Linked DNA regions of Homo sapiens: region 2 is linked to region 1. A link is a contact called in ENCODE Hi-C or POLR2A ChIA-PET data. All regions are on one chromosome and are shown on one strand. The core of a region is the stretch at or near the end of the contact, and the rest is flanking DNA. Distances in the headings are between cores, read along the strand shown. Region 1 overlaps USP28 (ubiquitin specific peptidase 28). Region 2 has its middle 8.0 kb from the start of HTR3B.

Region 1 (6,365 bases), core at 2,939-5,438:
CTAAAGAGGTCGGGCATGGTGGCTCATGCCTGTAATCCCAGCACTTTGGGAGGCCAGGGTGGGCAGATCACTTGAGGTTGGGAGTTCGAGACCAGCCTGACCAACATGGCCCCGTCTCTACTAAAAATACAAAATCAGTTGGGCGTGGTGGCACGTGCCTGTAATCCCAGCTACTCAGGAGGCTGAGGCAGGAGAATTGCTTGAACCCAGGAGGTGGAGGTTGCAGTGAGCCAAGATCGCGGCATTGCAACTCTAGCCTGGGCAACAAGAGCACAACTCCGTCTCAATAAATAAATAAATAAAGTCCTCAAAGAAGCACCAACAGTCGTTCTGCTGTAGTCAGACTATAGTCATAGGCTACAAATGGAATCCTACCCTGCTGAGACCAGCAGACTTTCACGCTATGAGTCTTGTCAACTCCAGTCATTGCCTGTGCACTGGGAGAGTGATTATCATACTAAAAGGTATCCAGATTCAGCCTGAGCAAAAACTAAAATCGCAAGCATGTAATTTTTAGAAAAATTAAATACTAGTTGTTTTAAACTAATTCTAATTCCATTTGATTTTACTGTATAAAAGCGGTATGAATCTATGTATCTCACACAAATCACACATAATTTTCTAAAAGATCAACATCAATATACCCAAAAAAGGGTGGAATAATCGAGAGGGGGAATCAGTAGTATATTAATACCAAACTAGCGTCAAGAAGGTAACAATGGGATAATCCCATCTTCATTGGGAATTATTCTGTATAAAAATTAACATTTATGATTCAGAGAAAATAATCCAGTAAAAAGTAATAGCTAACATATACTGCTTACTTTTAGCCAGGTGCTGCTATAAACACTTAGCAAGTATTAACTAATTTAACTCACTGAACCCTCATAACAGACCTATGACATAGGTATTACGCCTGTCCTACAAAAAGCTGAGGCACAGAGAGATTAACTTTACACAAAGTTACTGCTGATAAGGGATGCACTATACCACGCTGTATCTGAGAAGACAAAAAGATAGGCAAGAATACCTATCTAATGCAAAAAAACGCAAATATCTTATTCTTGTATGTTTTATTTATTTTTATTTATTTATTTATTTCTGAGACAGAGTCTCACTGTGTCGCCCAGGCTGGAGTGCAATGGAGCAATCTCGGCTCACTGCAACCTCCGACTCCCGGGTTCAAGCGATTCTCCTGCCTCAGCCTCCCAAAGTGCTAGGATTACAGGTGTGAGCCACCACACCCAGCCTATTTTTATATTTTGACCTTGATCTTTGCACCCTAACAAGTTTATTTTAAAAATCTGCTTGTCCTTATACAATCACAAGTTTGATTACTTAGTAGTGCAATCTGTTCTAAACCAGCTATCATCAGAAGTAGAGAGGTAAATATTACATTTGACTAAATCTAAGGTGCCATCGGTTGAAAACAAAGAAAGGAAAACTGCTGCCACTTGAACTATGACACAATGTCTTCACGGCAGTCCTGGGAGACATATAAATAAGTCACACTAGCTTCTTAAATCTCTGAACTTTTTCATTTATGTTGAGGAATACAGCAATTTCCCCTGCTTCCAGGTGCACTGCTTGGCATGTGATAGGCAATTCTTTCACATATTTCTCGGCAACAAAACTTAACACAGCATAATACATTTATGCTATCTTCCCTTCTGGGTTGCATAAAGCACTTGACTGTAGCTTTGCAAGAAAATCTGAAACTGTAAACATTCCTCCAAAGGTAAATATTTTGCTTCATATAAAATCAAATTTATACCCCGCCATTCTGCTTCCATGCCTTTCTTCATACACAGGTTTTTTGGTTTTTTTGTTTTGTTTTAATCTCAATGTTGAATCACAGTGTAAATTTTTAAGTGACATACGCAATGGCAAGTAAACCATGTGGTACTAACAGACTGTCAACTGTTGTTATAACAATAGTAACAGCTATGACCAGGTTCATACAAGTGCAGACAATGACAACATCACATCTGCTACTTGGATGATAGTAAAAATGTTAAGAACATCTTGATCTCAGAGATCTCAGAATGCCAAATAAATGTGAATCAATGAAATATAGTATCCAAATACTAATTTACTAATTATTTACATTTGACCTTGGATTAAAGTCAGTTACACTGTAATATTACCATTCCTCTTTCTCCATTTTGTAATAGGTAGCAGTGGACATCAATATATCTGGGATAACACAATCAGGAAAGGAAAATAAACTCTTTCGTTTCCTTTTTTTTTTGAGACAGGGTCTCGCTCTGTGGCCCAGACTGGAGTGCAATAGCATGGTACAATCTTAGCTCACTGCAGCCTCGGCATCCCAGGCTCAGGTGACTCTCCCACCTCAGCTTCCCGAGTAGTTGGGACTACGGGTGCCCACCACCACGCCCAGCTAGTTTTCCTATTTTTAGTAGACATGGGGTTTCTCCATGTTGGCCAGGCTGGTCTCAAACTTCTGGCCTCAAGTGATCCACCTGTCTCAGCCTCCCAAAGTACTGGGGTTACAGGCGTGAGCCACTGCACCTGGCCTAGTGACCTTTTTTTAAAGGCTACTGGGTAGAGATGACAACTATGTAAAATAATTTTGTATAGCTCCAACAACAATGTTCTACATGGAAATTCAAATCCAAATTCCTCATCTTGTCATTCAAAGACCATTACCTGATCCCCCCTTAGCCTGTTCCACCTTTTCTCCTCTCAGTTCCTTACTGCAAACTCATTCTCTCATGCATAGACTGTTGCTCCTAAAATCACTAGTAATACCACCTACATTATTAAACTATGGTATGCCAACTACATTCAGGGGTTATATTTGTCTTACCTCCTCCATATGAAGTCCTTCTAAGAACTCTGGCCCATACTGTTCTCTCCCCTTTCTCATCTCCCATGTTAAGGAAATGAATACGCCTGTGACTGAATGTGGCTCCCTGTCTTCACTTGATATTCCTCATCATGTGGTTCTCTAATTGTTTTATTTTATTTTAATTTTTTTTGAGACGGAGTCTTGCTGTCACCCAGGCTGGAGCGCAGCGGCGCAATCTCAGCTCACTGCAAACTCCACCTCTTGGGTTCAAGCGATTCTCCTGCCTCAGCCACCTGAGCAGCTGGGATTATAGGCACCCACCACCACGCCTAGCTAATTTTTGTATTTTTAGTAGAGATGAGGATTCATCATGTTGGCCAGGCTGGTCCCAAACTCTTACCTCAAGTGATCCACCCACCTCGGCCTCCCAAAGTGTTGGGATTACAGGCATGAGCCACCGGGCCAGGCCTGTTCTCTAATTGTTTTAAATATGAAATTCTTGCCTTCTTTAAAGGAAGAATCATGCAGTACACTGCCTAATTTGAATCATCCATAGGACAGTGCTGATAATAATGAGAACTAACATTTATTGAACAACTACTTTAATTTTTTTTTCTTTTTGGAAATGGGGGTCTCGCTATGTTGACCAGGCTGGCCTAACTGCTGGACTCAAAGGATCCTCCCACCACAGCCTTCCAGGTTGTTGGGACTACAGGCACACATCACCATACCTGGCTTAACATATGACAGGAAACAGGCACCTTACATGCATGTAATCCTAATAACAAAGGCAGGCATTGCACACGTTAGGAAATTAAGGTTTACAAAATCTATTTATCATCAAATGACTTGAATTAAAAGCTAAATCAAAGATAGCTATAAAACACATAGCTATTAAGGGTCTAAGTGCTTGCTTGAGCAGTACATTAACTAAAATTGGAACAATACAGAGATTAGCATGGACCCTGTGCAAGAATAACATGCAAATTCATGAAGTGTTCCATAATTTAAAAATAAAAATAAAATGTAAAGAGTATGGTATGAATAACAAATTTCACATGCATTATTTATATACATATACAAATGCTATGACATGACCCAGTCTTGTAAAGATTTAGCTAAAGTTCTTAACAGAACCCGCACTCCAAATCCTCGTACTATATATATATATTTATATAAATATTAATTTTACAGTAACACTAAACCCATCAGGATCCTACCATATTACTAACTCACTTCACCTGAACTTCACAGAAAGAGGATTTAAATATTAACTTCACTCTACCTTGCTATATGTAAAGTACACACCCAACAAGGAGACAAGACAAAGCCTGTACTCCTCTCACAATGAAGTCAAATAACTTGCAAGAGCCAACAGGTTTGCATTTCCTGAGCTAAATTCACATTGTTTTCACAAAACAAAAAGTACTCCCTTTTCTTGCCCAGAGGCAGTAAAGAAAGACAGGCAAACACAAACCTTTACCAGGAAGGAACTCAAGCTTTTTGACCTCACTGCTACTCAGTGGTTTTGGTGCAATCTAGCCCACTTCTCAGGAAGGAGATTTTCTTAGAGCAAAAACAACTCACCCACAATCAGCAATTAACAAGATTATTCAGACACTAAAAACCTTAAGCTATCAAGTTTCTGTAACAATCAATACCTGGCCTGATCCCACAGTAACTAGGTTAAAACTCTCTGATGAAATAATGCAAAATATTTCATTACTAATCGTTAAAACTCCTAATTTAGCATTGTGATGAGAAGCTTTATAGGTTATTCCATTCCTTCAAACAGTGATGCTATTTTCATCATTCTGATGCACATATTTCCTGATATCAATTGTCTAGTCTTACAAAGACATTTCTAAATTTACAACTAAGTAAATAATTAATAAATGTTCCCTTACTCCAAAGAACTACCAAGGTGTGCCTAATAAAATTCCTTCCAAAGCTAAAGATCTGGTTCGCAATTATAAAATAAAACTTAAGTACCCAAGGGAAGCAAAAAAAAAAAAAAGAAAAAACAAAAAACAAAAACAAAACCAACTGAAGAGTCAAAGAAAACATATAGTATCAATGCCAAAAACTCTGGCCAGGTGCAGTGGCTCATGTCTGTGATCCCAGCACTTTGGAAGGTGAAGGCAGGCGGATCACAAGGTCAGGAGTTCAAGACCAGCCTGGCCAATATGGTGAAACCCCATCTCTACTAAAGAAAAAAAAAATACAAAAATTTGCCAGGCATGGTGGCGGGCACCTGTAGTCCCAGCTACTCGGGAGGCTGAGGCAGAGGAATTGCTTGAACCTGGGAGGCGGAGCTTGAAGTGAGCCAAGATTGCACCGCTGCACTCCAGCCTGCACAACAGAGCAAGACTGTGTCTCGAAAAAAAAAAAAATAAGGGCCGGGCTTGGTGGCTCATGCCTGTAATCCCAGCACTTTGGGAGGCCGAGGCAGGCAGATCACGAGGTCAGGAGCCCGAGGCCATCCTGGCTAACACAGTGAAACTCCGTCTCTACTAAAAACACAAAAAATTAGATGGGCGAGGTGGCAGGCACCGGTAGTCCCAGCTACTCGGGAGGCTGAGGCAGGAGAACCTGGCGTGAACCTGGAGGTGGAGGTTGCAGTGAGCCAAGATCGCACCACTGCATTCCACTCCAGCCTGGGCGACAAAGCGAGACTACACCTCAAAAAAAAAAAAAAAACCACCTCTGTCTGGACAACAGAGATGGTTGCTAACCTTTCCAACCTCCATAAAACAAGGAATGGCCCTCAAAAGCCTTGGTATTTTTTCAGTTTTTCTTCCAGCAACAATGCCCTGCTGATCCAATTTATTCATGGAATAGAAACCTAAAGTAGCCATAAGAATATGGCTGTCTAAAAAAGATAAACAGCAGCTTTCTGTGGACACAGCTAAATTCCCTGAAATAGACTACTTGATAATTTTTGTGAATGATGCAAATGTCAGTACATGATGAAAATGCCTGTTTGAGTTTATTAACTGGCTTAAAGTTTTTAAAAACCATTAAAAGTGTTTAAAATTTAGCCACTATTATATCATGTAGAGGGGTTAAAACTGGGACTTAAAAACAAGAAAAAAAAGGAATTAATCATTATTTACTTTTTAAATTTTTTCCATCTCTTTCTTCACATGTACTAAGAGATTCCAATAGTACAAAAGGGTATAAAATGAAAAGGAAATCACCTTCTTCCCGACCTAGTTCTATTTCCCAGGGGCTACTACCATTAACAGTTTCTGTTATCTTTCCCGAAATTGTCTATGCACATGAATATATTTTTTCATATGATACATAATGTCCTATACCTTGCTTTTTCCTTATTTTAGAATACATTAAGACAATATTTTTCATTTCTTTGAATACATGTTCCAACTAAATATGAGAAATGAGGCTGACAAACATATCGAACACATCTCCAAAAATGAAGGAAAATACAATTTTTAACAACATATTGGTAGGGCTAATTGAAAAACTGGGAAAATATCAGGGAAAGATATGAGAAATCAAATTTACATGCTTACAGTTTTAGAAATATAGC
Region 2 (6,029 bases), core at 576-3,075, 36 kb after region 1:
AGAGACAGAGTTTCACCATGTTGGCCAGGCTGGTCTCTTGACCTCGTGATCCGCCAGCCTCAGCCTCCCAAAGTGCTGGGATTACAGGCGTGAGCCACCGCTCCTGGCCTATTGTTATTTTGGGGGGCCAAGTCTTGCTCTGTTGCCCAGGCTGGAGTGGAGTGGCACAATCTCTGCTCACTGCAGCTTCCGCCCCCTGGGTTCAAATGGTCCTTGTGCCTCAGCCTCCCCAGTAGCTGGGATTACAAATGCATGCCACCACCCCAGCTAATTTTTGTATTTTTTGGTAGAGACAGGGTTTCAAGACTGGGTGTGTCTCACATCTGTACTTCCAGCACTTTGGGGGGCCGAGGCAAGTGGATCACTTGAGGTCAGGAGTTTGAGACCAGTCTGGCCAAATGACAAAACCCCATCTCTGCTAAAAATAAAAAATTTAGCCGGGCATGGTGGCAGGCGCCTGTAATCCCAGCTACTCAGGAGGCTGACGTTTGAGAATCGCTTGAATCCAGGAGGTAGAGGCTGCAGTGAGCTGAGATTGCTCCACTGCACTCTAGCCTGGGTGACAGAGCAAGACTCTGTCTCAAAAAAAAAAAGAAAAGAAAAGAAAGAAAGAAAGAAAGAAAAGGGACAGGGTTTCGCCACGTTGGCCACACTGGTCTCGAACTTCTGACCTCAAGTGATCCACCCGCCTCTGTCTCCCAAACTGCTGGGATTATAGGCGTGATACCATGATGCCTGGCCTTAATTGTCTTCTGAAGGAATAAGAAACTTAGTGCCTCCCGTGTGTCTGTGCTGTCTCTGAAACAGAAACTGATAGTGGTCTTTCTAGATCTTTTCAGACCTCCGTTCCTCTTCTGCACTCCCTCTCTTGGCTTCCCTGCACTGTGGCTTCCAAGGCCCACACCTAGGACTTTTGTTGGAGACGTCTCCTTGGCTACTAAAGCTTTGTCTGCCCAGGAAAAGACCAGGAAATATCTGGGAGTTCACTCCCTGTTCCCCTTAGCCAACAGCTGACAGGTGGGAGTGAGAGTGTGCAGGCCAGCTTCCCTTGTGTGGTTTTCACTGTCAAGTTTCCCTGAGGGTTCAAGCTGAAACCACGCTCCCCTTTCCCAATTTCTATTGGGAGTATTTCTAAAATTGATTGCTTGTACACAAAGCCTTATTATAGGTATGTTTCAGGGAAACCTAATCTAAGACAGTCAGCGTTACAGAGTTTTATCCCTCCTGTCAATATTAAAATTTGATATGGCTTTTAATTTTTTTAACTTTTAATTAAATTTTTATTTGACCAAGAGAAAACTGTCTAGAATTGTCTGACATTTAAAATCCACTTAAACAAAGCAGATTACCACCTTCAAGCATCACAATTATTCAGCATAAAGAACCTTTGTTGAAACATCTTTCTCATTTATTTAGGAGGAAAAATAAATCTAGAACAGAACCAAACAAAACTTTTTTATTTTTATTAAAAAATTCCAATTCTTAAAATACCATGAACCATCTACTGAAACTGTACTTCAACAAGGGGCAGGATTTATCTCAAGGCCATGTTCACCTGCAACCTGCTGATAAATCTCTTTTAGAAAACTTAAGTGGCTCTACTGCGATTATTGACTTGTGTCTGCTCCACTTGACTGTATGCAGATCGAAAGCAGGGTTGGTGCCTTCATAATCTCTAAATAATCTGAACATGGAAACGACTGCTTTGTGCTTTTAAAGAGCTCATATACTTCTAGTCCTGTTCCCTGGGGCATCCTCTGAAACCTGATACACCAGTCTGCCTACCAGGACACTGTGTTACTGGCCCGCTGGGTGGCCAGAGACGAGCTTTACTCTACTAGAAGACGCAGTTAGTCCCTCTGGGGTCCTATCTTCGTAGTAAATCCCTGATATGGCTTTTAATAATATTGTTTATAACTTTTCAGATGTGCAGAAGACTTATTCCCATTCTTAGGAAGACAGTAGGAAAGTTACACTGTAACTTTCACCCGTTCACCCTCTCTTCACCCAGCTGAATATCAGTATTCAGCATAAATGCCATTTGTGAAAAGTCACTGAGGCTGGGCATGGTAGCTCACACCTATGATCCCAACAATTTGAGAGGCTAAGGCGTCTCAGGAGTTGAGCCCAGGAGTTCAAGACTAGCCTAGGCAACATAGGGAAACTAAAAAAAAAAAAAAAAAATTAGCCAGGCATGGTGATACTTACTTGTAGTCCTAGCTACTCTGGAAGCTGAAGTGGGAGGATCACTTGAGCCCAGGAGGTCAAGGCTGAAGTGAGCTATGATCACACCACTGCACTCTAGCCTGGGTGACAGAGCGAGACCCTGTCTCAGGAAAAAGAAAAAGAAAAAAAGAAGTTACTGAGTCAGTTTCCCAGGAAACTTGGGAGCTCCTAGGGACCAAGAGTTTGGAAGAATTGCAGTAAGGAGGTAGGAGGAAGGAACTGGCCGGTCATAAGCTGTGTGAAAACAGATCGAATGGGTTGGTGTGGATTGGTGCTGGTGAACGCAAAGAGGAGAATTTACAGCAAAGACGAATAGTGGTGACATGAAGAGAGGCCTGAAATGACTTTGAAATCATTTGAAAGTGCACTGTATAATAAAACTTAAAATGAGTTGGCATAGTTTTCTGGGGTTGCGCAGAATTGGTTAAGGCAGGCACGACAGCCACCACAAGGTGGTGCTCTGATTATATTCACAGCCACCAACTCGAATTTCCTCAGAGCTTTACAGTTCCCCACTCTGCTCTCAGTCTTTCTGGGCTCTAACTAGGGGTCTGTCACACTCCAGCCATACTCAGCCAGCCTATTATTAGTGCCAAGCCTTCCTCCTGGCGCGATGACAGTGTAAATTTCAGCAATGGCAGAAGGGGGACAAATACAGCTGTTGTGCATTTTAGAATAATTGCTATAGGCCATTTGGAGACAGATTTATAATAACAGCACTTATACAGACTTATACAATATTTCACTTTCCTATTTTATCCCCGGTCAACACTCTGCATCATGAACTTTTGAATTCTTTCAACTCATGTGAGTCTAGAATTATCTTCCCCCAATTTTACAAAGTGAGGCTTGCACCCTCCCCCCGACCCCGTTCCCAGAAGGCACCATGCACTCTCATCTCAACCTCCAGCCCTTTCATGTGCAATTCCTTTTGCTGGGAGCTCCGTTCACCCTCTCCCCACTCAGATGAATATCAGTACTCAGCACAAATGCTATTTGTGAAAAGCCTCCACCTACTCCCACTCCAAGTCTGGGCTCCTTTCTTTGCCTGGGTCCTCTCCAGTTCATCCATCTATAGGCGTTTCTCTCAAAGATTTCTTATCTGTCACCTCCAATCCACCTCTCCCCAGCTTTCTTATCCATAGATTGTCAATGTCTATCACAATTTCCTACTTACTAAGTGGATGAATGAATGAATAAATAAATAAATTTCTAAAGGATCAAAGATCTTTCCTCATCTTGAGTCATAGCAGAGATGGAAATATCCAGAGATTTACACCTGAACCAGAACATCTCACTGGCTGCAGTAATTGACTGCCTTTCCCCAGAAAATGTCTAAATGGGTCTAAATGGAAATGTTGGGGGCCCTACAGTGAGCCATAGATCAGGGGAGATCCCCCAGTGCTGGCACAGCAAGACTTCAAGGCCCATAATCTGTGCAGAAGATCTAAACAACATAGTGTACAGGGTAAGACTGTCTGTCGTATATTGTAGTCTCACTAAGCGGTTTCTTGGAATTGATGTCATTGGGAGCGTAAACAGAAGCAGCAAGCTTCTGTGTTCCTCCAAGTTCCTTCCACCTTCTATTTTCCTCTAGCTTTTGGGGTACATCTTACCCCCAAGGACTGTAAAATCTCTGAACTTGGAGTACACTCTGAGTGAGTCAAAGGGACTCATGATCTGCCTGCACCGGTGTCTCATGTTTGTCTTTTGCACTAATTGCTCCCTGGTTCTGGAGCAAACCAAATAAAGGCAATCTTGCTTCAGAACCAAGTTGTCATTCTCACCCATCCTTTGTGAAATGGGTGGTGAGTGTATCTCATCTTGGATGTGGTTATGAAAAGGCTGGATTCCTCTTGGCATCATCTTTCTGGCATAAGCCAGAATTCTTTTCTGTTCATTTGTTAATTCTTTCTTCCCTGTTTTCCTCCCATCTTTCTGGAACACTCAATGAACACTTACTAGGTGCCAAGCTCTACGATGGAGATATAAAGCTGAATAACACAACATTGCTCCACCTTCAAGGTATTCACCAAATTCTAGACTGACAGAAAAGTAAACAAATACTTATAACACACCTGAATGAGTACTGTAATGTAGGAATATATGAGGCCTTGTAAGATCAAGGGAGTGGTCACAGCATGTAGTTAGATGTTTTGAAAACAGCTGGTGGGAGGGGTCCTGGTGGGAGTGTTTGCTGATTTCCATGTGACAAATTTTGTCATTATGACTTTCTTCCTTTCTTTCTTTCTTTCTTTCTTTCTTTCTTTCTTTCTTTCTTTCTTTCTTTCTTTCTTTCTTTCTTTCTTCCTTTCTTCCTTCCTTCCTTCCTTCCTTCCTTCCTCTTTCTTTCTTTCTCTTTTTCTCTCTCTCTTTCTTTTTCTCTTTCTTTCTTTCTTTCCTTCTTTCTTTCTTCTTTTGAGGCAGAGCCTCACTCTGTTGCTAAGGCTAGAGTACAGTGGCACAATCACAGCTCACTGCAGCCTTGACCTCCCCAAGCTCAGGTGATCCTCCCACCTCAGCCTCCCAGCTAGCTGGGGCTACAGGCACGCACCACGATACCCAGCAATTTTTTTGTAGTTTTCGTAGACACAGGGTTTCACTACGTTAGCCAGGCTGGTCTTGAACTCCTGGGCTCAAGTGATCTGCCTGAGTTAGCCTTCCAAAGTGCTTCCAAGGTGTGAACCACTGCTCCTGGCTGACTGATTTCAATTTACCAACTGATATCACTGGAAACAAATGAAAAAACAATGGTCTTTTTGATCAGTGAGAGCTGGCTCCAGCACGTGACCATGATTTCAGCCTTGTGAGACCCTGAGCAGATCTGTTCATTCTGTTCCTGGACTTTTGACCTACAGGACTGTGAGCTAGATGAGTGCTGTTTTAAGCCCATAAATTTGTGGTAATTTTTAATGCAGCCGTAGAAAACTAACTCAATGCTGTTTAAACCCTCTTTAAGGATGTGAAAACTAAGGCTTAGAAGCAGTAAGGAGTTTGACCAAGGCCATGAGCATCTAGCAAGCGATGAAGCTAGGATGCACAATGAGGTAAGTCTGACTTGAAGGCCTGGGACCTTATATCTTATGCTCTATGACCTCCCATAGAAAACCATGACACAAAAACCACGAAAGGCCAGAACCATGAGGGACTCCATTCCCTTGTTTATTTGTTTACTTTTTAAGGACCGTAAAATGTGCATTATTATTAAAAATGAAATTCTAAGCTAGAGGAAAATCGAATGCTGAGTGTGTCTTTGGACTTGAGGTGCCTCCTCTGTGGTTAGCTTGATATTGATTTCAGAGGAAAACACTGTGGAGTAACAGAAATTTCATATGGGACTCTACTCATTAAATGTTTGAGTTTGGCTGGAATGTCCATTTCTGCTTTTTTCCTCCAGCCTGACCAGATGTGCTCAGAAAATTTGGTTCCCCGAATATGTACATCTGTCAAAATTCCTGTCAATTTTAGCATGACTGCCAAGGGAGTGAACAAAGAGAGTTAGCGATTAACTTCAAAGAACTTTGTTGGAGAGGAATAAAGATATTTAAGGCCTATTTTTTGAACTAATTGCATTTGCATATTTATGGGATTTACTGGTATAGCAGTAATTAAAAACTATTTAGTAGTCTTAAAGGACGCATAACTCAGTTGCTGTTTGCATAATAAACACTTCCTTATTATGTTTGCATAATAAACCCTCTCCCCTTGCTTCTTCCAAAAGACATCGGTCGATCTAATAGGTGCCATATCTTACTTGAAAATAATGGAGAAACAGAGTGCAAAGGCTCATGGGGATGTGAAGT

What was found. A loop is a pair of places that touch in the nucleus more often than their neighbours do. ChIA-PET counts read pairs that join two places held with the same protein, here RNA polymerase II (POLR2A). Pooled maps may share reads with other maps.
Region 2: a loop to region 1 is called in a map of transverse colon, with 17 times the contacts of the local background. The contact joins two enhancer-like sites. A Hi-C loop is called at or near these places in 1 of 168 maps with a recorded cell type or tissue (transverse colon) and 2 of 50 pooled maps. POLR2A ChIA-PET finds 5 or more read pairs at or near these places in 10 of 52 experiments (A673, CD4-positive, alpha-beta T cell, WTC11 and 6 more).

What each region holds. Positions count from the first base shown.
Region 1 is chr11:113,855,628-113,861,992 of GRCh38, forward strand. All of the region lies in intron 1 of USP28 (ubiquitin specific peptidase 28), which reads right to left. It also overlaps the pseudogene RNU6-1107P. Among named protein-coding and RNA genes, the nearest start is that of USP28, 17 kb to the right of the region's middle. Within about 2 kb of position 4,189, at least 3 of the 41 ENCODE cell types and tissues checked have a DNase peak (open chromatin) inside an H3K27ac peak, as active enhancers do.
Region 2 is chr11:113,893,811-113,899,839 of GRCh38, forward strand. It overlaps a transcript of HTR3B not described here. Among named protein-coding and RNA genes, the nearest start is that of HTR3B, 8.0 kb to the right of the region's middle. RefSeq lists a silencer at 1,964-2,164. Within about 2 kb of position 1,826, at least 2 of the 41 ENCODE cell types and tissues checked have a DNase peak (open chromatin) inside an H3K27ac peak, as active enhancers do.